Regions from separate parts of the Homo sapiens genome. Here regions 1 and 2 are each linked to region 3. Evidence: chromatin loops called from intact Hi-C (ENCODE). Cell type or tissue: K562. All regions are shown on one strand. Each heading gives the region's core, and the rest is flanking DNA. Links, peaks and the distances in the headings are about the cores only.

Region 1 (7,367 bases), core at 1,690-4,189, 690 kb before region 3:
TCTAGTTCCAGATCCTTGAAGAATCACCACACTGTCTTCCACAATGGTTGAACTAGTTTACAGACCCACCAACAATGTAAAAGTGTTCCTATTTCTCCACATCCTCTCCAGCACCTGTTGTTTGCTGACTTTTTAATGATTGCCATTCTAACTGGTGTGAGATGGTATCTCATTGTGGTTTTGATTTGCATTTCTCTGAAAAATTTACTATACTTTAACTTACAAATCTGTCAGAGTTGGACTTTTTTTTCCTATTGGTCATTTTCATGCAAAATAAGCCTCCTGTCGAAGTGACTGTTGAAAATTAATATTTGGGTTTGGGGAGCATGCAGATACCCAGAAATTTAGACATTTATGTATAACTATATATCAAAGAACAGAATCTGTAATTTCATCCTGCAAGCCCATATATTATAAAACTGAAGCCGTGATAATTATTTAAATTAAGTGGCTAATAAGGCTAATACCTAAATTAAATTAGGCTTTCAAAAGAAATTAGAATGACTAGCCTATGTATAAGGTGATAGATTCAGATAGAGTGCTAGAAATATACCAAGTGATAGATTCAGGGAGAGTACTGTATGATTTTTACCACATAGGAGAATTGTGAGCCAAGTTAATAAGAAACATCTTGTGGAATATCTTAATGTCAAATTTTAGCCTGTAGGAACTATAAGGTATCTTCGATTTGTAAGCATTGGGAAGTATTGTATTGAATGAAGTAGCATGAAAGAAGATAGAGAATTCGAAACTGTAATGTAGCATGGTAGAGGATTAAGCTGGTTGGATGAGTTTAAGTTGAATAATGAGAAATAAAAATGAATGGACATGGTGAGACTACTTAACAGGCTTTGAATGCCAAGCTGAGAAGTCTAGATTTAATCAAAGGGAATATAATACTGCATACTTACTATGTTGCAGACCTTTTGCTAGGTGCTTTATATACATCATCTAATTCTCTCAAAAATCCCTCAAAGTAGATTAGACCATGGAAATAACATATACCCTTAACACAGATTAACCTATTTTTATTCATTCATTTGTTCATTCATTACATTTATTGAGGAATTACAGTGTTTTGAGCACTTGATATATTAATTAGGCCTAGGGGACAATGGTAAACAAGATAGACACATTCCCTGCCTTCCTGGAGTTCACAGTCTGATGAGGAATCAGACAACAAGCAAACACAATTAAATGAATATTTACAAATGATGAAAAATACTGTGAGGCCCATGCTTTAAAACCCTGAGGCAGAAAATATCGAGTTTGACACTTACGATGGGTGGATCAGGGAAGGCCTATCTAAGAACAGGGTATTAAACCTGAGACCTGAAGGAGGAGATGGAATTTGCCCTGTGCAGGTGGGAGGAGGACAGTTTGAGGTGGAAGACAGGGCATCACTGCAGGAGGCTGCAGCAATTGATTGCTTACAGCTGTCCAGCCTCAATAATAGAGGGAGACAGGGAGCAGGAGCTTGTGGATTGCTTTACAGTCCATGGTGTCTGCCACAAGCAAGAACATGCTTTGGAAGTAAAATTAAGAGTTCAGTTTTGTTGTATTCATTTTAAAAAATGTAAAAATACGTAATTGAAGCCTAATTTCCATGTTCCATGTTCCAAATAAAATACTGTCTGTGACGTTCTCGATCTTCATAGCTGCCATGGCAGCTGTAGCCAATCAGCAAATTTGTTTCCAGAACCTATAGTTAAATCAGATGGAGCTGGGGCTGGAGTTGTAAGTAGAGAGCCCCTTTCTCCTAGGCACTCTCCACTCAATTTCTTGAGCTCTCAATATGTGCCAGGCACTGTATTAGGCACTTTATACAGATTACCTGATTTAATCCTCCCAACAATACTATAAAGTAGGTATATTATTATCCCAATTTTACATATGAGGCAACTGAGACCTAGAGTGACTTTCCCAAACTCATGCCACAAGTAAGGGGTAGAGCTGAAAGTTTAACCTAAACTCTGACCCTAGGGAGGGCCCATGCTTTAAAACCCTATGCTTTACTGCCCCTGCAGCCTTTTTCTGAATTATGTCAGCTGACAGGTAGAGGAACCATAAACTATTAGAAATGTTCAGAATGAGAGATTAGATTTTTATTGTGGACAGTCTGAAATTAGTAAGCATGGTCACTTGATTCACATATCACTCTGTTTTTTTACCCACCAACTTACAGCTATACTCCTTTGAGAGAATTGTTTGCCATTTGGCACAAGTTAATTTCATTGGTTAACAGAGCAAGTGACCAAGGACAAATATTTTATTCTGTTGACTTAAACTTGGTTCTCTAGTATCTTTGTCACTTTATAAGCTATAGAATAATTTCTAGGCCAGGCATGGTGCTTCATGCCTGTAATCCCAGCACTTTGATAGGCCGAGGCAGAAGGATTGCTTGAGCACGGGAATTCAAGACCAACCTGGGCAACATGGAAAATCCCTGTCTCCACTAAAAATAAAAAAATTAGCTGGGCATGGTAATGCGTAGCTGTAGTCCCAGCTATTCGGGACACTGAGGCAGGAGGATCACCTGAGCCCAGTAAGTCAAGGCTACAGTGAGCCATGATTGCACCCCTGCACTTCAGCCTGGGTGACAGAGCGAGACCCTGTCTCAATTTAAAAGAAAAAAAAAAAGAATTTCTAAAAGAATACATTTGAAGAGGCCTTTTAAAATAAGGTAACAGTACTGAAAATGAGTTAATACTTTCTATTAGTTGTTATTAACAGCTTACAAATATGGCAGAAATATATGGCACATAGTAGATACTTAATATTTGTTTAATTCATTTTGCATTCATCCTGCAATAGGTTTTCTTTCACCCTTAAAAACACTATTTTATTTTTATTTCATTGTTATATTTTTATTTTACTTTAGTTCTGGGATACATGTGCAGAACGTGCAGGTTTGTTACATAGGTATACATGTGCCATGGTGGTTTGCTGCACCCATCAACCCGTCATCTAGGTTTTAAGCCCCACGTGCATTAGGTATTTGTCCTGATACTCTTCCTCCCCTTGCCCCAACACCCGCCGACAGGCCCCGGTGTGTGATGTTCCCCTCCCTGTGTCCGTATGTTCTCATTGAAAAACTATTTTTTAAAATAAAAAATTTAAAACTATTTTAAGTCATAATGCCACTAGATGGCAATAGAGTTTCAGTCACAGCCATTTATTTGGTCAAGGAGAAGTATGTCATTGAATGTATCCCACATCTTTCCTTTATTAAAAAAAAAAACATTAAAATAGTTAAGTTTATATGTTATATGTGAAACAGAGAGCCTTAGGCAAAACTTTTAAAATAAATATACACAAAGTTGAATTTCTCATTAAGAGCTACCCGTGTTAGCTTATCCTGTCTTCATCTTACAAATTTTATTTAGACTTTGCCTTCATAGATTACTCTCATTATCTTAAAATGGAGTTTAAAACATTCCTAAATTAGGGGTAGAGCTCTGTGGTTTCACTAGTTGATGAAGTCCTCCCTGCTTTGTGTGTCTTTCTGTGAGAAAGCCTTATTTTGCCTTTTCCAGTACTGTCTTTTGTAAGCATTCCTTCACCGTTATCCATGAAGCAAAAGAGACTAATCAAAAGCTGCATAATCACTTAGCATTAAGAAAACAGAAAATGCAGAAAGTATTGGCATTTCAATGGCTAGACAGAAATTTTGAAGAAGTTATGTTTTTACTGATTAGTTTTCAAAGGCCTCATAGATGACATAACATTTTTGGAATGTCATGGATTCCAGTTTTTGGAATTGTTTGTCAAGATGGGAGACTTCTTGGCAAAATTAAGGGGAGGTGGTTGGTTTATATCTGTAAACCAGGAAGGTGCATATACAGAAGTCAAATGGCAAAGAAAACTTGCAGCAAATGTTTAGTCACATTTCCCATGGCCTGCCGTGGGATCATCAGGTATCTCTCTTTGGCTCCCCTCTTTCTGCAGCACCTTTGACCAAGAGACAAACAATTAGCCCTCCTCTCTTGCCCCAGTGCCAGCTGATAATGACCCAAGAAAATTGTTCAAGAATTCCCCATTGTAGGCCGGGTGTGGTGGCTCACACCTGTAATCCCAGCACTTTGGGAGGCCAAGGCGGGTGGATCATGAGGTCAGGAGATAGAGACCATCCTGGCTAACACAGTGAAACCCCGTCTTTACTAAAAAAAAAATACAAAAAATTAACCAGGCCTGGTGGCGGGCACCTGTAATCCCAGCTACTTGGGAGGCTGAGGCAGGAGAATGGTGTGAACCCAGGAGGCGGAGCTTGCAGTGAGCTGAGATCGTGCCAACCTGGGCAACAGAGCGAGACTCTGTCTCCAAAAAAAAAAAAAAAGAATTCCCCATTGTTAAATATTCATACTTTAAAAATACTTAGTACTAGACTTCCTAAAGTCATTGCTTTAACTTTGTTTTGTTTTTAATGTAGGAAGCCTGATGTTACTTTGGATTTTATGCTTCCAAGAAAAACAAGTTTGTCATCTGATAGCAATAAAACATTTTGCATGATTGGCCATTGTTTATCATCCCAAGAAGAGTTTTTGCAGTTGGCTGGAAAATGGGACCTGGGAAATTTGCTTCTCTTCAACGGTGAGTGAGCTATGATTGCACCACTGCACTTCAGCCTGGGCGACAGAGTGAGATTTTTTTCCTTTGAAACATTTCCAGTTTTTTTTCTCAGTTAACAAATATTAAACTAAGTAAATTAACCTGGCTAAAATATCCATCTATGTTCCTTTACTTGTGTTTAATAAGTACTGTATTTCCAAGATTCTAAGATATACTTTTAAAATATTTTAACGTTTTTGTAATCTAGTTGTGTCTTACAATTGATATATACATTTAATATAAAAATGTATTTCTTCCATCCTCAAAAAAGAGAAGCTCATATTAACTTAGCGTTTTTTTATACTGGATAATGTAGCATCATGACTAGTAAACTTATCTTGGTTGTCTCCTTTATAATTTTATTATATCTTATACAAATATCAAATTTTAGGGAAAAATGAAATATATGATTTTTAAAAAATATGTCCTTAAACCTCACACATAATAGCATTCAGACAGTGTTTATTGACTAAATAGGAAGGAATAAAGATATTGATTCAAATTTTAGTTAGAAATGGAGTTTACCAAGATATAGCTCCCATTATTTAAAAAATACAACAAAGTAAAATAAAACAGAAAACCTGTTTTCTGGCTAAGGAGCAAATGGAAATGTTATGATTTAATTAAAAGCTTCACAATTAACTTTATATACATTAATTCATCTTCCATCATAGTTGACATAGGTTATTTTCTCGTTACACCAATTTCGAAATTGAGGCTTTATCAATTTTATAAAATATAGTGAACAACTGAAAGAATCTGGCTACAAAAAATAATTCCTGGTTTCTTGCTTTTTATGAAAAATTCTGGTTAGGGTGTTTTAAATAACTAACTTTATTTTTCTGCTATTCAGGAGCTAAGGTTGGTTCACAAGAGGCCTTTTATCTGTATGCTTGTGGACCCAACCATACATCTGTAATGCCATGTAAGTATGGCAAGCCAGTCAATGACTACTCCAAATATATTAATAAAGAAATTTTGCGATGTGAACAAATCAGAGAACTTTTTATGACCAAGAAAGATGTGGATATTGGTCTCTTAATTGTAAGTTTTAATTTTATAAATTTTAATTTTATAGTAAATGTATTTAGGTATATTTATTGTAATGTATAGTTATGAATTAGATTTCTAAAGATTTTAATGTGGTTCCTTATCATTTTCTTTTCTTAGAATTATGTTTTTTTCTGAAAAAAATTGAAACACTTTGATCTCCTTTCAAAATTTGTTTCAGGCTTTATATTTATATCTCCTTTTCCTTGAAATTATATTTCTATAAAAAGTTTATCAGTTTAGTTTATTTTATACCTACTAATTATTCAGGAAAAATGTTTATGATACAGTGAAAATAACACTTGTTAGTTTGACATACTCCTAAAAAATGTTGCTCATTATATTTTCTTTCCATACTTATAAATAAATAATATCCATTTATAATGTTAGTTTTAGTTACATGTATTCAGGTCTTAGAAAACCTACTCTTTTTTATTTTTTATTTTTTTTTTTAAGAGACAGGATTTCACTCTGTCACCCAGGCTTGGGTGCAGTGGTGTGATCATGGCTCACCGCAGCCTTGAACTCCTGGGCTCAAATGATCCTCCCACCTCAGCCTCCCAAGTGGCCGGGCCTGTGGTCATGCATCACCACACCGGGCTAATTTTAAATTTTTGTAGAGATGGAATCTCGCTTTGTTGCCCAGACTAGTCTCAAACTCCTGGCCTCAAGCGATCTTCCCGTCTCAGCCTCCCAAATGGTGAGATTACAGGCATGAGCCACCATGCCTGGCCTAAAAAACTTATTATTTAATATCAGTAAAATTAGGAATTTTGCTTTCAAAGTATTGCTAATTCTGCTTATATGAGACTCTATTGATTTTTATATATTATTCCAATATTTTGTTCTACCAGTATATAATGTAGGAGCTAGTGGTGAGGATTTTTCGTTATAGCAACTAGAAAACTGAGCCTTCATAAATAGTCTTAGAAAATCTACTAAAATCTAGTAGATCTGGCCATGAAACTGGGTTCCTCTTTCTCTTGCTTCTTATGAGAAGTACAGATATTTCTTACTTGAAGGAGACTACTGTTTTGGAATGTATTTTGTTGTTTGTGGTGTTGTTGTTGTTGTTGAGTTGCGGGGAGGGTAGATTTGGTTGTCAATAATTATTGGGTAGTAAGGGCCAGTGATGCTAAATGTTCTACAGTACATGAACACTATTATACAACAAAGAATGATCCTATCCTAAATGTCCCACCATTAAGAAAACATCCTTTAGGGAAATGGTTCCTCAAACCTGAGTGTGCACCAGAATCATCCAGAGGGCTTGTTAAAATATAGATTGCTGGGCCAGAGCTTCTGATTCAGTAGGTCTGAAGTGTGACCCTGGAATTTACATTTTTAAGAAGTTCCTAGGTGATGCTGATGCTGGTTGAGGATCACACTTTGAGAACCTCTGCCTTAGGGAGACTGAGGAGCTCACACAGATGTTTGTTCAAGTAATAACTTTAACTCAATAGTTTTTGGTTAATCCATTTGTTTTCATAGAAAAATTTCCCTAATCCTTTTATTTTTCCTGAACGGTATATAGGTCATATAAGTTACAAAACTCAACATAAATTATCATGAATGAAAATTCTGAGGGTTTTATGTGAAAACTATTTTTAGAGAGCAAATTGTTTAAGCCCGATTTAGTAATTTGGGAGTTATAAGCTTGTGAAACAATGGTTAGGGAGAAGTGGTACCCTCGGCCAGGCACGGTGGCT
Region 2 (7,367 bases), core at 1,727-4,226, 770 kb after region 3:
ACTGTGATGCACGGATAGGTTTTCTTTTATTTATTTATTTATTGAGACGGGGTTTCACCATGCTGCCCAGGCTGGTCTTGAACTCGAGCTCAAGTGATCCACCCACCTCTGCCTCCCAAATTGTTGGGATTACAGGCATGAGCCACTGCATCCAGCTGGGTTTCTTTTTTTATTTTACTTTGTTTTATTTTTTTTGAGACAGGGTCTCACTCTGTCACCCAGACTGGAGTGCAGTGGCATGATCTTGGCTCACTGCAACCTCTGCCTCCCGAGTTCAAACGATTCTCCTGTCTCAGCCTCCCGAGTAGCTGGGATTACAGGCACCCACCACCATACCTGGCTAATTTTTGTATTTTTAGTAAAGACGGAGTTTCACCATGTTGGCCGGGCTGGTCTCGAACTCCTAGCCTCAAATGATCCACCTGCCTCGGCCTCCCAAAGTTCTGGGATTATAGGTGTGAGCCACTGCGCCCGACCGGGTTTCTTTTTTTAACCCCCATATGGTCCCACTCTTGCTGTGTGGAGACTGGCCTGGAAGTTTAAACAAACCCTCAGGGTTCAAACACTTCCCAGTCTGAGCAGCAGTGATGTGAGCCACCTCCTCGTCTTGCTTCTCTGGCTCGCCACTGCAAAGCTGCACGTTGAAGATGGGAGAGGTGCAGGGAGGAGGAGTGTGGGTCCCTGAGTCATGTCTCAGCCAGTGTTCTCTGGTGCGGCCTTCCATCCCCATTCCCACTTCCGTGGGCGGGTAGGAAGAGGGTCTTAGAAACAGCGGTTCCAGTGGCTGTCTCTCCCTAGCCTCTGAGATCCCCCTATGACATGCATACCACAAATTCTGAACAAATTAAAAGGCTTAGGTGGCCAAATGCTCTTCTATTCCCAATAAGAAATAAACTCCGGGGATTTCTGGAATTTCCTTCTGGAGGTTTGTAATTTCCTCTAATGTTTTTCTTCTGGCAAGAGCCTCTCCTTAGTGTCTTTTCTGTGGGGATAGAAGAGCAGGTGTAGAGCTAAGCAGGTGTGTACACTTAGCTTCCCACGGGCATTCCCTGCCCTTACCTCTCTCCCAGAGAGCGTGCCTGAGAGCCCCCTCAAGGCCTTCTCAGAGGGATCGCCCCCCTGTCATATCCTCACAGGCTACTGCTACCCCTCCTGCAGTTACAATGACAACTACTAGATTGTGTGTTTATAGGTATTTCTCAATATTCTACAGGAAGCATGTACCTTTTTCAGTAAGAGACAGAAAAAAAGGCTTGAGCTAAAACTTTTAACACATTAAGTTGTCTTTACATTAAATCTCATTTCCTATAATTCTAGTAACTCCAAAGTTTTTGATAATTTGGAGGAAATTTACCAGCTGGTTTACCACTATTTTAACTTAAGAAAAAGATGTTCTCAAGAATTTGGCAATGCTGAGTGCACAAAAATATATGGAAGAGACAATATTATTTTTTAAAAAATTATTTTAAAATATTTTAAGAGCACTGAGGAGCTTTTAAGCTCTCCTTATGTATATATCATTGATGCATTTCTTATAAGCTATTCTTACCCATTCTTTAAAGCAGTTTGACCTAGGAGTCCTGCTAGGCCATAATAAGCCCAGTTTCAAGAAGTGTACCAGAAAGTTAAAACACACAAACAAACCTCAAATAAACAAATGCTCAGCTTTTCTTTGAACATCCCAGTTCTCTCACATATATTGTTCAGAGTTCTTGGACTCAATCGACAGAAATGGTGTCCTGCTGTCTTCGACAAAAGAGAATTGATTGGAAGGCCTGTTGGGACTTTGTGAGTCCAAAGGATCTGTTTGCAAAAGGGCCGGAACCATGGACCTTTATGGTGGGAAGAGGCCAGAGGCCCCGCAGGGCCCTCAGGAGCTGGCCAGTCAGCACCACCTTCTCGGCTGTTCTTTGGGGTCTGGCATCTTGCTTCAGAGCCAAGTCCAGTTCACACCCTCCTCGCCTCTCCTGTGCTGTGGGAGGATCCGAAATGGAGATTCTGTTCCCTTCAGCTTCCACAGCAAGAGCAAGGTGCTATTTCAAAGAGGGATCAGGCGCTGGGCAGTCAAGAACACAAACAACCCAACAAATGTCCTCTGTGCTTATGAGATTTCCATAAAGAAATTTTAAATCATTTTGTGGAGGTTGGGCTCGATGGCTCACACCTGTGATCCCAGAGCTTTGGGAGGCCAAGGAGGAAGATCACTTGAGTGCAGGAGTTTGAGACCAGCCTGGGCGACATAGCAAGACCTTGTCTCTAAAAAAATAAAAAAATTAGCCAGGTGTGGTGGCGCATGCCTATGGTTCCAGCTACTTGGGAGGCTGAGGGAGGCAGATTGCCTGAGCCCAGGAGGTTGAGGCTGCAGCAAGCCGAGATAGTGCCACTGCACTCCAGCCTGGGCGACAGTGAGACCCTATCTCTTAAAAAAAAAAAAATCAGCTTGTGGGGCAACCATTTATTAATTAAACTGCTTTATTGAGATATAATTCACACATCATAAAATTCACTCATCTAATTATGCAGTGTATTGAGTTTTAGTATATTCACAGAATGGTGCAACCACCACCACATTCTAATTTTAGGACAAACCATTTGTTTTCAAAATTGAAGATAAAGAATTCCATGTTATGCAACCTTGGCTAGATTTAGAAACACATCTGTTCTATGGGGTAGTAAGTCTCTGGCCATGAATTCCTCCTGCCTAACTCTATCCTTGAAGGCTCAAGAGGAGCAGGAGCTCAGGGTCTGTACGGCAGGTGTGGGTTCTTAGGGACGGCTCTGACTTGGTGTGGCAAGGCGGCCAGCAGGTCACTTCATGCCCTCTAGCTCCAAACGATCACATTCTGAAAGAAAGGAGAGAGCAGAGATTTCCCAGAGCTTTTTGCCTCTTTCATCAGCAGCAGACGGAAGTCCTGGTCTCCTCTCTTGTACCCTCCGTCTTGGCTTCACTTTTCCTCTTTAAAGGAGCCCAGAGAAACATTCTTTAATTGCTACCCAGACCCGCCTCTAGAGGGCAGACAATTCCCCAGCTGAGCGGGGACACAGACTGCATCTCAGAGCCGCCCCGCTGTTCCATCCGCAGGAACTCTTTTCTAGGATTTTCTGCTTTTGGGTCCCTCCTAGGTTTGCCGCAGCGCATCCCCGTGCTGGCCACCTTCTGGCGCGGTGGGGAGTGGAGGTGTTGTGGTTGTGGCTGTTTTCTTTCTGGAAAGAAATCTCTCAACCTACCCCTCCCGCAACCCCAACTCAGGTTTAGAATGTATCGAAAGGACCGCAAGAGAGTTCTAACCATTTTATTTCATACACGTTACCCTTCATAGTCCCTTTAAAAATTTCGATAAAATGCGCGTGCCATAAAATTTACCATTTAAACTATTTTTAAGCGTACAGTTCTGTGGCATTAAGTACGTTCACATTGTTCAACAATCGCTACCAGGTTTTTTTCATCTTTGCAAACTGAAACTATATGCCCACTAAACAATAACTCTCCATTTCCCCTCTCCCCAGCCACTGGCAACCAGCATTCTACTTCTGTCTCTATGAGTTTGACTACTCCAGGAACCTCATATAAGTGGAATCAGACAGCATTTGTCCTTTTGTGACTGGCTTATGTCACCCAGCAGTGTCTTCAAGATTCAACATATTGTAGCATGTGTCAGAATTCTTTCCCCCTTCCCCCTCCATCCTCCATCCTCCATCCTCCATCCTCCTCCTGCTCCTTCCTCTTCCTCTTCTTCTTCTTCTTCTTTCTTCTTCCTCTTCCTCTTCCTCTTCCTCTTCTTCTTCTTCTTCTTCTTCTTCTTCTTCTTCTTCTTCTTCTTCTTCTTCTTCTTCCTCTTCTTCTTCTTTCTTCTTCCTCTTTTCCTCTTTTTTTTGAGACAGGGTCTTGCCTTGTTGCCCAGGCTGGAGTGCACTCGTGTGATCATAGCTCATTGCAGACTAGAACGCTTGGGCTCAAAGGATCCTCTTGCCTCCCGAATAACCAGGGGTACAGGCATGCACCACCATGCGTAGCTAATTTTTGAATTTTTATTTTTGTAAAGAGAGGGACTCACTATGTTGCTCATGCTTGTCTGGAACTCTTGGCTTCAAGGGACCCTCCTGCCTCCACCTCCCAAAGTGCTGGGATTATGGGTGTGAGCCACTACACCTGGCTCAGATTTTCTTTCTTTTTAAAGTGGAATAATATTCCACTGTATGGCCATGCCACATTTTTTTCATCCATTCTTCTGTCAATGGGCACTTGGGCCGCTTCCACTTTTGGTTGTGAATAGTGTTGCCACGAATGTGGGTGTGCACATATCCCTTTGAGTCCATGTTCTCAACTCTTTTGGGTTTTCATGGTCATTTTTGCCCAATGGGAGAATAAGATGAATCTACCCTAAGGCAGGGCTTCCCCACTTTTTCGTGTCCTGGCTTACAAAGGAAATATCTGTTTGTCTCCCTGGGATTTGGAGCCTCAACAGGGTAGTGGAGGTAACTAGCCCAGCATCCTGCTGCCCCAGCTGCCCCCTCCCAGACATGCCTGGACACATGGGGTAGGGGAGCTCTCTGCTCTGGATAACGAGATTCTCCAGGTTTAGAGCCCATGTGTCAAGTGGTACGTGTGGTGCATGGAGTGTAGACGCTCTAGGTGTGGGTGATGGGATGAGGTGTACTAAAAAGGCTCTTGTTTCCCCTTGGCTCACACCCCTTCCTAGAGTACTTGGCCCTCTGTAGCCCTAGAATGAGACCCACTGGCTCTCATAGCCCCTGGCATAGCAGCTGCTTGGAACAGCTGCATAATGTTACTGAAGTGGAGCAATCAAATTATTGAAAATGCCAGCATTAAGTTAGGATGCCCAAGGCAGGCAGGCGGCTGTGGGGGCTGAGCTGGAAGACTGGGTAGATTTATGGACTGGGGCTGCCGCTCTAGGTGGCACTTAGAGACCAGTGTAAACTGAGCTGCGGATCCCGTTCAGAAGAAAAAGTGAGAAGGAAGCCACAGGCAGGGCTGAGCGGAGGGCAGGTGCCTTGAGGGAGAGGGAGAGGAACAGGGGAAAAGTGGAGGAGGGAGAGGCTGCCCCAGGACTTAGAGCTTCTGTGAGGCTTTGGGGATGCTTCTGCATTTCACTTTTGCAAAAGTCAATTCTATCGATATTACAGTCTCCTTCCCTTGAGACAGATGGGCTGGCTTACCCACCCTGAAGGTTCTTGGGGGCAAGTGCAATTGAGGAAAAGCCAGAATGTGGTGAGGACTGCTTCAGGACTGGTGCAGTGGGAAAGTAACAGAATGGCCATGGAGACAGCACTGAACGCTTCTTTTTCAAATATTTTATTAATCTGTTTGGCCAAACAGGTAATGGAAACTGAGAATAATAATTTGCTAAAAAGTTCAGGTCATGAATGCCCCTTTCCCCCAGGAAACAGAAGACTCCATGGTTACAGAATGCACCATTGGGTTATGACAACGTTTCAAAATAATGTTTCCATTTCATATGTAACAATGTAAACTTCAAAAATAGTAAACTCTAACCCCTGACCCTCTTTACAGATCTATCACAGATAGAATTTTCTGGCAGACCTAAATTGTGTAAGTAAACAGCCTGGTGCTTAAAAGTTTCATAAAAAGGTTTACAGATTTCAGTAAATAATTTTTCAGTCTTGGTCAGGAAGTAAAAGCAGCCAGCAATTCCCCTCCTGCACAATGTACCTTATATGGGTATTGTACACCGCGGGCCACGCTCTGTATACACTGGCCATCAGCTCTGTCATTTTTTTGTACACAGACATACACATATATAGAGAGTTTTATTTGTTTCTAAAGATTTTTACATCTAAATTATAAGACGGCGCCAGTGACGTATCACGTCACCTCGCTTCACATAGGTAAAGACGAAAATTCTGTAGAAGGCACTGTGATTTCTCTTGCATGATCTTACACAGACACGTGAGAGCAGGCCAGCCGGGGCTTGGACTTATCTTGTCCTTCCTGGTACCTGGCACAGACCTGTCCTCTGACAGTTTTTGATGTTCATCATCCATTTCTGCCTTGCCTCTTCACATCCCAGACATCCTTCCCTCCCTCCTTCCATCCCTCCATCCATCCATCCAAATAAATTGACAGTTATCTTTTGGTTCATTGAAATTCCTTAAAATTAAGAGTACAGCTCTGGTATAAAACAAAATATGACCTACCATAGCTGAAAAATAATCACAGTGTGCAATGTCATGTTCAGTTGCTAAGATTCAAAACACTTGCTAAGATTCAAAACACTTGCCCTGATGGCTGGCTTGTCAAGAACGTCAGCCATCCAAAACGATCTACGCAGGGAACTTTTAAACCCACTTTACATTCGTTGGAAAAGCACTGAGAGGTTCTTCTTTTCTCTTTTGTATTGAATTGGTACCCTTAAGTGGAAGGTCTGATGTGGAAAAGTGCAAGCAAATTGGACATGCCAATAAATACCATAGAACTTACCGCAGATGACCAAAACTGTACAGGTATGTACACCTTACCCAACTGAGGTTCCTCCCGGCAGGAATAGACCTCCCAGTCATTACCACCGAGTTCTAGAGGAGTGGTGTTAGCGGGCGAAGGAAGGGCGGGCTCTTCTGTTCTTGCTCTGAGGTCCTGAGCTCAGGTCGGCAGCGCCCTCTGCAGGCTCCTCCTTCTTCCTCACTTTGAGTCGGGTGAGCAGCTTGATCAACCAGACATCCCACTCCTCTGGCAGGAGCAGGAGGAGAAAACCCAGGCCGATGATGATGATGGCGATGACCCGGACCCCATTGAAGACGATCTGACTGGTGTAGTGATCAATCACTGTGGGAGACAGAGCATGGAGGTTTCTCAGCTGCAGGGTTGGGGGCATGTCCCTGGAGAGTGGGCAGGGCCTGGGGGCACCCTCCTCTGTCTGGCAGTGTTGTGGTCTTCCCTGGACCACAGGATTCTCCTCAGTATGATTTTGTTCCAGGTGGGCTGGGGTTACCTCTAGTAAACAACCCTTAACTTTATCAAACCTCTCTGGTATGAAGCCTTGCACTTGTATGTCACCTCCCAAAACTGACTTGGTAGTTCAAACATTGATTTATGTGATTAAAACAAGTGAATGAAGGGCAGTTGAGGAGATGAGAGATAGATAGTACACACACACACACACACACACACACACACACACACGCATTTGACCCTTGAACAACATGGGTTTGAACTGTACGGATCCACTTACATGTGGATTTTCTTCCACCTCTGCCACACCAAGACAGCAAGACCAACCCCTCCTCTTCCTTCTCCTCCTCAGCCTACTCAATGTGAAGATGACAGTGAAGATGAAGACCTTTATGTGGCCCACTTCCACTTAACAAGTAGCAAATATATTTTCTCTTTC
Region 3 (7,367 bases), core at 3,109-5,608:
CAGTACTTTGGGAAGTTAAGGTGGGAGGGTCCCTTGGGACCAGGAGTTCAAGACCAGCCTGGACAACACAGTGAGACCCCCAGCTCTACAAAAAAAAATTTTTTTTTTTTGAGACGAAGTCTTGCTCTTGTTGCTCGGGCTGGAGTGGAATGGCACGATCTCGGCTCATTGCAACCTCCGCTTCCTGGGTTCCAGCAGTTCTCCTGCCTCAGCCTCCTGCCCAAGTAGCTGGGATTACAGGTGCCTGCCACCACGCCTGGCTAACTTTTTGTATTTTTAGTAGAGACGCGGTTTCGCCATGTTGGCCAGGCTGGCCTTGAACTCCTGACCTCAGGTGATCCACCCGCCTCGGCCTCCCAAAGTGTTGGGATTCTACAGGCGTGAGCCACCGCGCCCGGCCAAAAAATTTTTTAAAAATGATTAGCCGGGCATGATGGCATGTGCCTGTAGTCCCAGCTACTGGAGAGACGAGCAGGAGGATGGCTTGAGCCCGCCAGTTTGAGGTTACAGTGAGCTATGATTGCATAACCTGGGCAACAAAATGGGATCCCGCCTCAAAAAACAACAACAAACCCCCAGAAAACAAAAAAAACCCTTTCCTTGGTTCTGTCTACGGAGGTGACATTTATCTCCTACTCTGAATGATGGCTCCCTCAGACCCCTCATGGAGCCCAAGAGCATCCAAAAGAGGATCAAAAACTTCATCTGGCACCAGTTAGACCAGTTCCTGGTCCACTACATCAAGAAACTGGAAGTGCTGCTGATGGGCAGTGAATCTGACTGTGCAGGGACCGCTCGCCGTGCCTCCTCCAAGAACCAAGAACCGCAACGCTGTTTCGGGAAGAGCAGCCCAGCTGCCGTCAGAGTCAGCAATCCCAATGCTGGGCTGCCCCGCCAAGAAAATGAATGGGCAGCCATGTGTACATATTATTTGTGTTTAAATAAAGCCATAAAATCTGAAAGAAAAAAAACAAACCAGGCGCGGTGGCTCATGCCTGTACTGTAATCCCAGCACTTCGAGAGGCTGAGGCGGGTGGATCACCTGAAGTCAGGAGTTCGAGACCAGCCTGGCCAACATGGTGAAACCCCCATCTCTACTAAAAATACATAAATTAGCTGGGCATGGTGGCGGGCGCCTGTAGTCCCAGCTGCTCAAGAGGCTGAGGCAGGAGAATAGCTTGAACTTGGGAAGTGGAGGTTGCAGTGAGCCCAGATCGCATCACTGCACTCCAGCCTGGGTGTCAAGAGCGAGACTGTGTCTCAAACAAAAACGAAAACAAAAACAAACAAAAAGAGTGAAGAGTATGCTCGGGCTGTCTAGCATTGTAGAAGGGCACCTCCACTTTGGAGAACTTTCTTTCGGCTGCCTTGTCTCTCTCTTCTCTCCTAAGTGGACCAAGGGACAGGCTTCCATGGCTTTCTTCCAAGCTAGAAACACCAGCAGGTCACTACTCATGTTGTGTATTTAGAAACCTTATTTAAAAAACTGGATTGCAAAGTAGAGAGTAGCTCAAAGGATGAAGCAGTTTTTTCCCCAATGGTTTTTGTGAGTCTATTACCAATGGCCTAATTTTGCTTTAATCAAAGGTTTTTATGATGCTAACTGATGATGTCTAAACACAAATAAAGGTTTTGTTTTGTTTCTGAGAATAGTGGCTTAAAAAATACTAACATGGAAAAATAATGGATGATTTTGCTGATAGTAGTACTGTTTGCAGATTTGTTTGCAGTACTGTTTGCAGATTTGTTTGCAGTACTGTTTGCAGTTTTATGGTGAAAGAAAATAATTTAGCAGCTAAGGCGAGTTTGTGCCTTGCCTTAGCACATGGTCACTTACGAACTGTGCGGTGTGGGTCTACACCTAGAACTTTCCCTCAGAACAGAGATTTAACAATTAGATGACACTCAGGAAGCTTCCTTTAAACAAGCAAATATTTCCAGTTGACAACAGGAATGTAAACACGACTCCAATCAGTGAATATGCTGAAAGCTCTTTCCTATCTGCGGTATTAGCTGTGCTCAGTGGAGAGGGTAACGTTTCTTCCTTTGTCTCCTCACATACTCATCTCCAATTAAATTACTTACCATCAATTCATAGACCTTTAGGGCTAAGCTAATTTTTAAACACTGACAAAAATTCTACAAAGAGCATCTATAAAACAGGTTGGGAGAGTGTCCTCAGAAGTTGAACCTAGAACCATGTCCTGGGTAGTATTCTCTGCATTGCCTTGTGGGGTCGTGTGTGGGAAAACATTCTTTTTTGTTTGTTTTTTGAGATGGAGTCTCACTCTGTCTCCCAGGCTGGAGGAGTGCAGAGGTGCGATCTCGGCTCACTGCAGCTTCCGCCTCCCTGGTTCAAGCGATTCTCCTGCCTCAGCCTCCCGAGTAGCTAGGATTACAGGTGCCCACTACCACACCCAGCTAATTTTTGTATTTTTAGTAGAGACGAGTTTCACCACGTTGGTCAGGGTGGTCTCGAACTCCTGACCTCAGGTCATCTGCCCGCCTCCGCCTCCCAAAGTGCTGAGATTACAGGCGTGAGCCACCGTGCCTGGCCACACGTGGAAAAAACATTCTGATCTGGCTGGGCGCGGTGGCTCACGCCTGTAATCCCAGCACTTTGGGAGGCCGAGGCGGGCGGATCACGAGGTCAGGAGATCAAGACCACCCTGGCTAACACGGTGAAACCCCATCTGTACTAAAAATACAAAAAAAAAAACAAACAAAAACAACAACAACAAAGAAAACATTAGCCGGGCGTGGTGGCGGGCCCCTGTAGTCCCAGCTACTGGGGAGGCTGAGGCAGGAGAATGGCTTGAACCTGGGAGGAGGAGCTTGCAGTGAGCCGAGATCGCGCCACTGCACTCCAGCCTGGGCGACAGAGTGAGACTCCGTCTCAAACAAAAACAAAAACAAAAAACCAAAACATTCTGATCCATGAACCTTTGGATTTCTCTGGGAGGAAACAGGTCTCTGCTCCAGCACTTCGCACTTATTATGGGGCTCTTGGGAGAAGGCAAGAGGGAGAGATGGAGGATGTTGGTCTCCATGCAGGATCACGGCTGCCGGGCACGGTGGCTCACGCCTGTAATCCCAGCACTTTGGGAGGCCGAGGCGGGCAGGTTGCCTGAGCTCAGGAGTTCGAGACCAGCCTAGACAACAGGGTGAAACCCCGTCTCTACTAAAATATAAAAAATTAGCTGGGCACGGTGGCGTGTGCCTGTAGTCCCAGCTACTCGGGAGGCTGAGGCAGGAGAATTGCTTGAATCCAGGAGGCAGAGGATGCAGTGAGCTGAGCGCCGCCTGGACGACAGAGTGAGACTCCATCTCCAAAAAACAAACAAACAATAAAAAAGATCACGGCTTCTCTGGAACAACAGCTCAAGCTGTGTGTGTGATAGTTAACTTTATGTGTCAACTGGGAGGGTGTTTTTGTATGAGATCAACATTACAGCCAGGCATGGTGGTGCACACCTGTAATCCTAGCTACTTGGGAGGCTGAAGTGGGAGGATTGCTTGGGGCCAAGAGTTTGAGGCTGCATTGAACTATGATTGTGCCACTGCACTCTAGCCTGAGCAACATAGCAGGATCTCATTTTATATTTAAAAAAATCCCAAAACATATTGGTAAACTCTGAGTAAAGCAGAGGCCCTCTCTAATGTCGGTGGGTCTCATCCAATCAGTTGAAGATCTAAGTAGAACAAAAAGACTGGCCTTCCCAAGCGAGGGAAGTTATCCGGCAGAACGCCCTGGGACTTCTCTGCACCTTCCGCTCTCCTGGGTCTGGACTGTGCTGGCCCACGCCTTGGGTTTAGGACCTGCCAGCCTCCACAATCACGAGCCCATTCCTCAACGTGAAACTCTTCCTCTCTCTACACACATCCTGTTGGTTTTGTTTCCCTGGAGAACTGTAATACAGCATGTCCCGCTGATCCTGGCTTATTTGTACCAGATCTTAGACTTTCAGTCAAGGGGCCCTCATAGATAAACTGCTTCAATCTTCCAGGAAACCCCTATACCAAAAACTCATGCTGCTCGGCCCGCCTCTCAGCGCCTTCTTGGTGTGCTTGGGCGCCATCTAGTGCCTACCGCAGGCACTGCGATGACCTACCCGCCTCTTTCATCTCTATCATCACCGGTTTAATTCCTTAAGCACATATTAGTAGACCTCCATATTCGTGTGCATCATTCGCTCTTCTGTTCGCTCAACAAACATTTAGCGAAGGTTTGTTTATGCACAAGGCATTGCCACAGATGCAAGACCGCCCAGCAGGTGGCTTCTCCCCTTTGTGGAACTCACAGATCAGCTGGAGACAGGGAATAAATGCAGATTACAGTCAGGTGAGAGCAGGGCCACGCGGAAAGCATGATAAAGAGCTCAGGAGCTAAGGGGGTGAGCAAGGGGGACTGCGGGGAGGGCCACTGTCGATGCAGTGTTTACTGCGTTCCAGGCGTGGAGTGGGCTCTGGACACACAGGGGTGACCGTCACTCCCCGTAGCAGCATCCAGCCTGCTGGGGCCTCCTCTCCCCTGCTTGCATTCGGATTGCGCTCTAGGACAGTTCGTGATGGTCCCCAGGCCACAGCACCGAGAATGACTTCCTTGCATTTGCCAGAGTGTGGCAGTGGTTCTTCAAAAATCAGGCTCTGCACTTGGAAGCTCCAGGCGAGACACTTGGGCTGCAGCTCCTGAGGGCTGCCTTGCTGGGAAGGGGTGGGGACGTCCCGCCGGGGATCAAGGTGAAGGTGGGTGTGTGGCCGGATCCCTGCTTGTTTCCTGCTCCCTAGGGCCTAACTCCTCACCCCTCACTCTGCTGAGAATTGATGAGGAGGAAACAAGGGGAAGGCTTTGGGTCCTCGTACCCCTGTTGTCCAGGCTCCCGCCCCGTTCGGACGACCAGCGCTTCCCGGCTCCCCGTCATGCTTCCCCATGGGACTCCAGTCAGCAAGGATCCCGCTGAGTTCACACGTGCTCAGGGAGTGGCCCTGAGACTTGGGTGCTCCTTCCCATGAGGCTGACTGTGCTGGCGAAGCCACTGTAAGCCAGTAGTAATGATCACTCCGGGCCTACTGTGTGCTAGATGCTGAGTGCTGTTACTTAAGTCACCTCTAACCCTCTAACCTTTTTTTTTTTTTTTTTTTTTTTTTTTTTGAGACAGAGTTTCACTCTTGTTGCCCAGGCTGGAGTGCTGTGGCACAATCTCGGCTCACTGCAACCTCCGCCTCGCGGGTTCAAGTGATTCTCCTGCCTCAGCCTCCTGAGTAGCTGGGATTACAGGCATGTGCCACCATGCCCGGCTAATTTTGTATTTTTAGTAGAGATGGGGTTTCTCCATGTTGGTCAGACTGGTCTTGAACTCCCGACCTCAGGTGATCTGCCCGCCGCGGCCTCCCAAAGTGCTAGGATTACAGGCGTGAGCCACCGCGCCCGGGCAGTCACCTCTAACCCTTCTAAACCTTTCTAGGTGGTGTTCTTGTTTCACACGGATGTGGCAATTGGCTCAGAGGGTTGAGGTCATTAACAGGAGAAGTGAGGCGGGGGCGGTGGCTCAGGCCTGTAATCCCAGCACTTTGGGAGGCCAAGGCAGGTGGATCACTTGAAGTCAGGAGTTTAAGACCAGCCTGGTCAACATAGTGAAACCCCATCTCTACTAAAAATACAAAAGTTAGCCGGGCGTGGTGGCGCGCGCCTGTAGTCCCAGCTGCTCGGGAGGCTGAGGCAGGAGAATCGCTTGAACCCGGGAGGCGGAGGTTGCAAGATCACACCACTGCACTCCAGCCTGGGGGACAGAGCAAGACTCCGTCTCAAAAAAACAAAACAAAACAAAAAAACCCCAGCAGAAGTGAGCATGGAGCTGACTGAGGTTGGCCTGGTTCCAAGTCCCTGTCCTCATATACCCATTCCTGCTGCCCAAGCAGGCAGTTGTGGTGGATGGGAGAAGGCAGGGGGGTTCCTTGCGAGCTTATGGCTTCTCTCTCTCTCTCTCTTTTGAGATAGGGTCTTGCTCTGTTACCCAGGCTGGAGTGCAGGGGCACCATCATAGATTGTTGCAGCCTCCAACACCTGGTCTCAAGTGATCCTCCCACCTCAGCCTCTCGAGTAGCTGGGACTACAGGCATGCACCACCATGCCCGGCTAATTTTTAGATTTTTTGTAGAGATGGGATCTTGCTATGTTGTCCGGGCTGGTCTTGAACTCCTGGCCTCAAACAATCCTCCCGCCTTGACCTCCGAGGTGCTGGGATTACAGGCGTGAGCTACCATGCCTGTATTGCATCTCTTTTTTTTTTTGAGACGGAGTCTTGCTCTCGTCAACCAGGCTGGAGTGCAATGGCGCAATCTCAGCTCACTGCAGCCTCCACCTCCCGGATTTAAGCGATTCTCCTGCCTCAGCCTCCTGAGTAGCTGGGTTTACAGGCACGTGTCACCGTGCCCGGCTAATTTTTGTATTTTTAGTAGAGACAGGCTTCACCATGTTGATCAGGCTCGTCTTGAACTCCTGACCTCAGGTGATCCACTGCCTCGGCCTCCCAAAGTGCTGAGATTACAGGTGTGAGCCACTGCGCCTGGCCACATCTCTCTCTAGAGACCTCTCCACCCTGGGGACAAGCCTGAGTCTCGGCCCTAAGGAGGGGCTTGCACCGCCTCACCCACCCATTCCTTCGACAGATCTGACTCCATGCCAGTCACTGAGGCCTAACATGGGTTGAGGGAGACCCAGGATTCTTCTTTCTGAGAATCTTGCCATCTATGGGGGATGTCACCATTATCCAGCCCTAGTCTATCATTCACAGGTGAGAAGACTGCAGTCAGGGAGGTCGGGGGTGCTGAGCCCTGGTTTCCTGCTGTGGGGTACATCACTGTCATTCCCCCCGGGATGAAGTGGCATCTGGAATGCCGCCTTTGAGCTGTACTTCTGCCTTCCCATGTTTATTCCTAAGCTCTGCCCAGTGCTTCTCACAGAGTGGGCATCTCTTAGACGTTCCAAAATTGTGGACGACTGTGCAACACAGTCTCCTCTGGAAGGGCCATGTGGACCGTGGGAATCGAGTGACGTCTGGTCTTCAGTGTGGGAGCTTCCTGGTTACAGGTGGCCTCCTCCTCTTAGCAAGACAGGAGCTGCGTGTGTCTTCCGATGCCCAGATCCTGCTCGGATAGCAGCGCTCCCTGTTCCACGAAATCCTCTGGCGAATCAGACAGTGGGTCCTTGATAAAATCAGTAACACGTGCCCCAGCTCTCCCCGCCGGGACCGCAGTAAATCTTCACATTTTTGCCACATCACTGCTTCTCTGACAGCTCAAGATGTTTTTCTGCTTCTGAGGATCCCTTTATTAAAAGCCTTGGAGCCCCACGGACGTGTTAAGCA

Evidence for each region. Hi-C counts contacts between places; a loop is a spot of excess contacts. Peaks named below come from ENCODE experiments on the same cell type or tissue, not always from the same donor. Only the 100,000 strongest peaks of a DNase experiment are listed, where the experiment ranks them.
Region 1: a loop joins it to region 3, with 13 times the contacts of the local background. A loop is called at or near these places in 14 of 110 quality-filtered maps.
Region 2: it touches region 3 in a loop (4-fold over the local background); 2 of 110 quality-filtered maps call a loop at or near these places.

What each region holds. Positions count from the first base shown.
Region 1 is chr1:235,779,150-235,786,516 of GRCh38, reverse strand. It overlaps LYST (lysosomal trafficking regulator), which reads left to right. Exons shown (of 53, transcript NM_000081.4): 15 at 4,430-4,590; 16 at 5,462-5,652. Among named protein-coding and RNA genes, the nearest start is that of MIR1537, 70 kb to the left of the region's middle. In K562, for the core only: a CTCF peak has its summit at 3,151 (motif pointing right); no DNase peak of the experiment used is centred there.
Region 2 is chr1:234,322,443-234,329,809 of GRCh38, reverse strand. It overlaps SLC35F3 (solute carrier family 35 member F3), which reads right to left. Exons shown (of 8, transcript NM_173508.4): 8 at 5,299-6,802. The coding sequence ends at 6,567. Among named protein-coding and RNA genes, the nearest start is that of MIR4671, 20 kb to the right of the region's middle. RefSeq lists an enhancer at 3,059-3,228. In K562, for the core only: a CTCF peak has its summit at 3,016 (motif pointing right); a DNase peak (open chromatin) is centred at 3,029; H3K27me3 peaks cover 126 bases.
Region 3 is chr1:235,090,725-235,098,091 of GRCh38, reverse strand. No RefSeq gene overlaps it. Among named protein-coding and RNA genes, the nearest start is that of LINC01348, 25 kb to the right of the region's middle. RefSeq lists enhancers at 4,052-4,211, 4,177-4,760. In K562, for the core only: CTCF peaks have their summits at 4,095 (motif pointing left) and 4,625; DNase peaks (open chromatin) are centred at 4,071 and 4,541.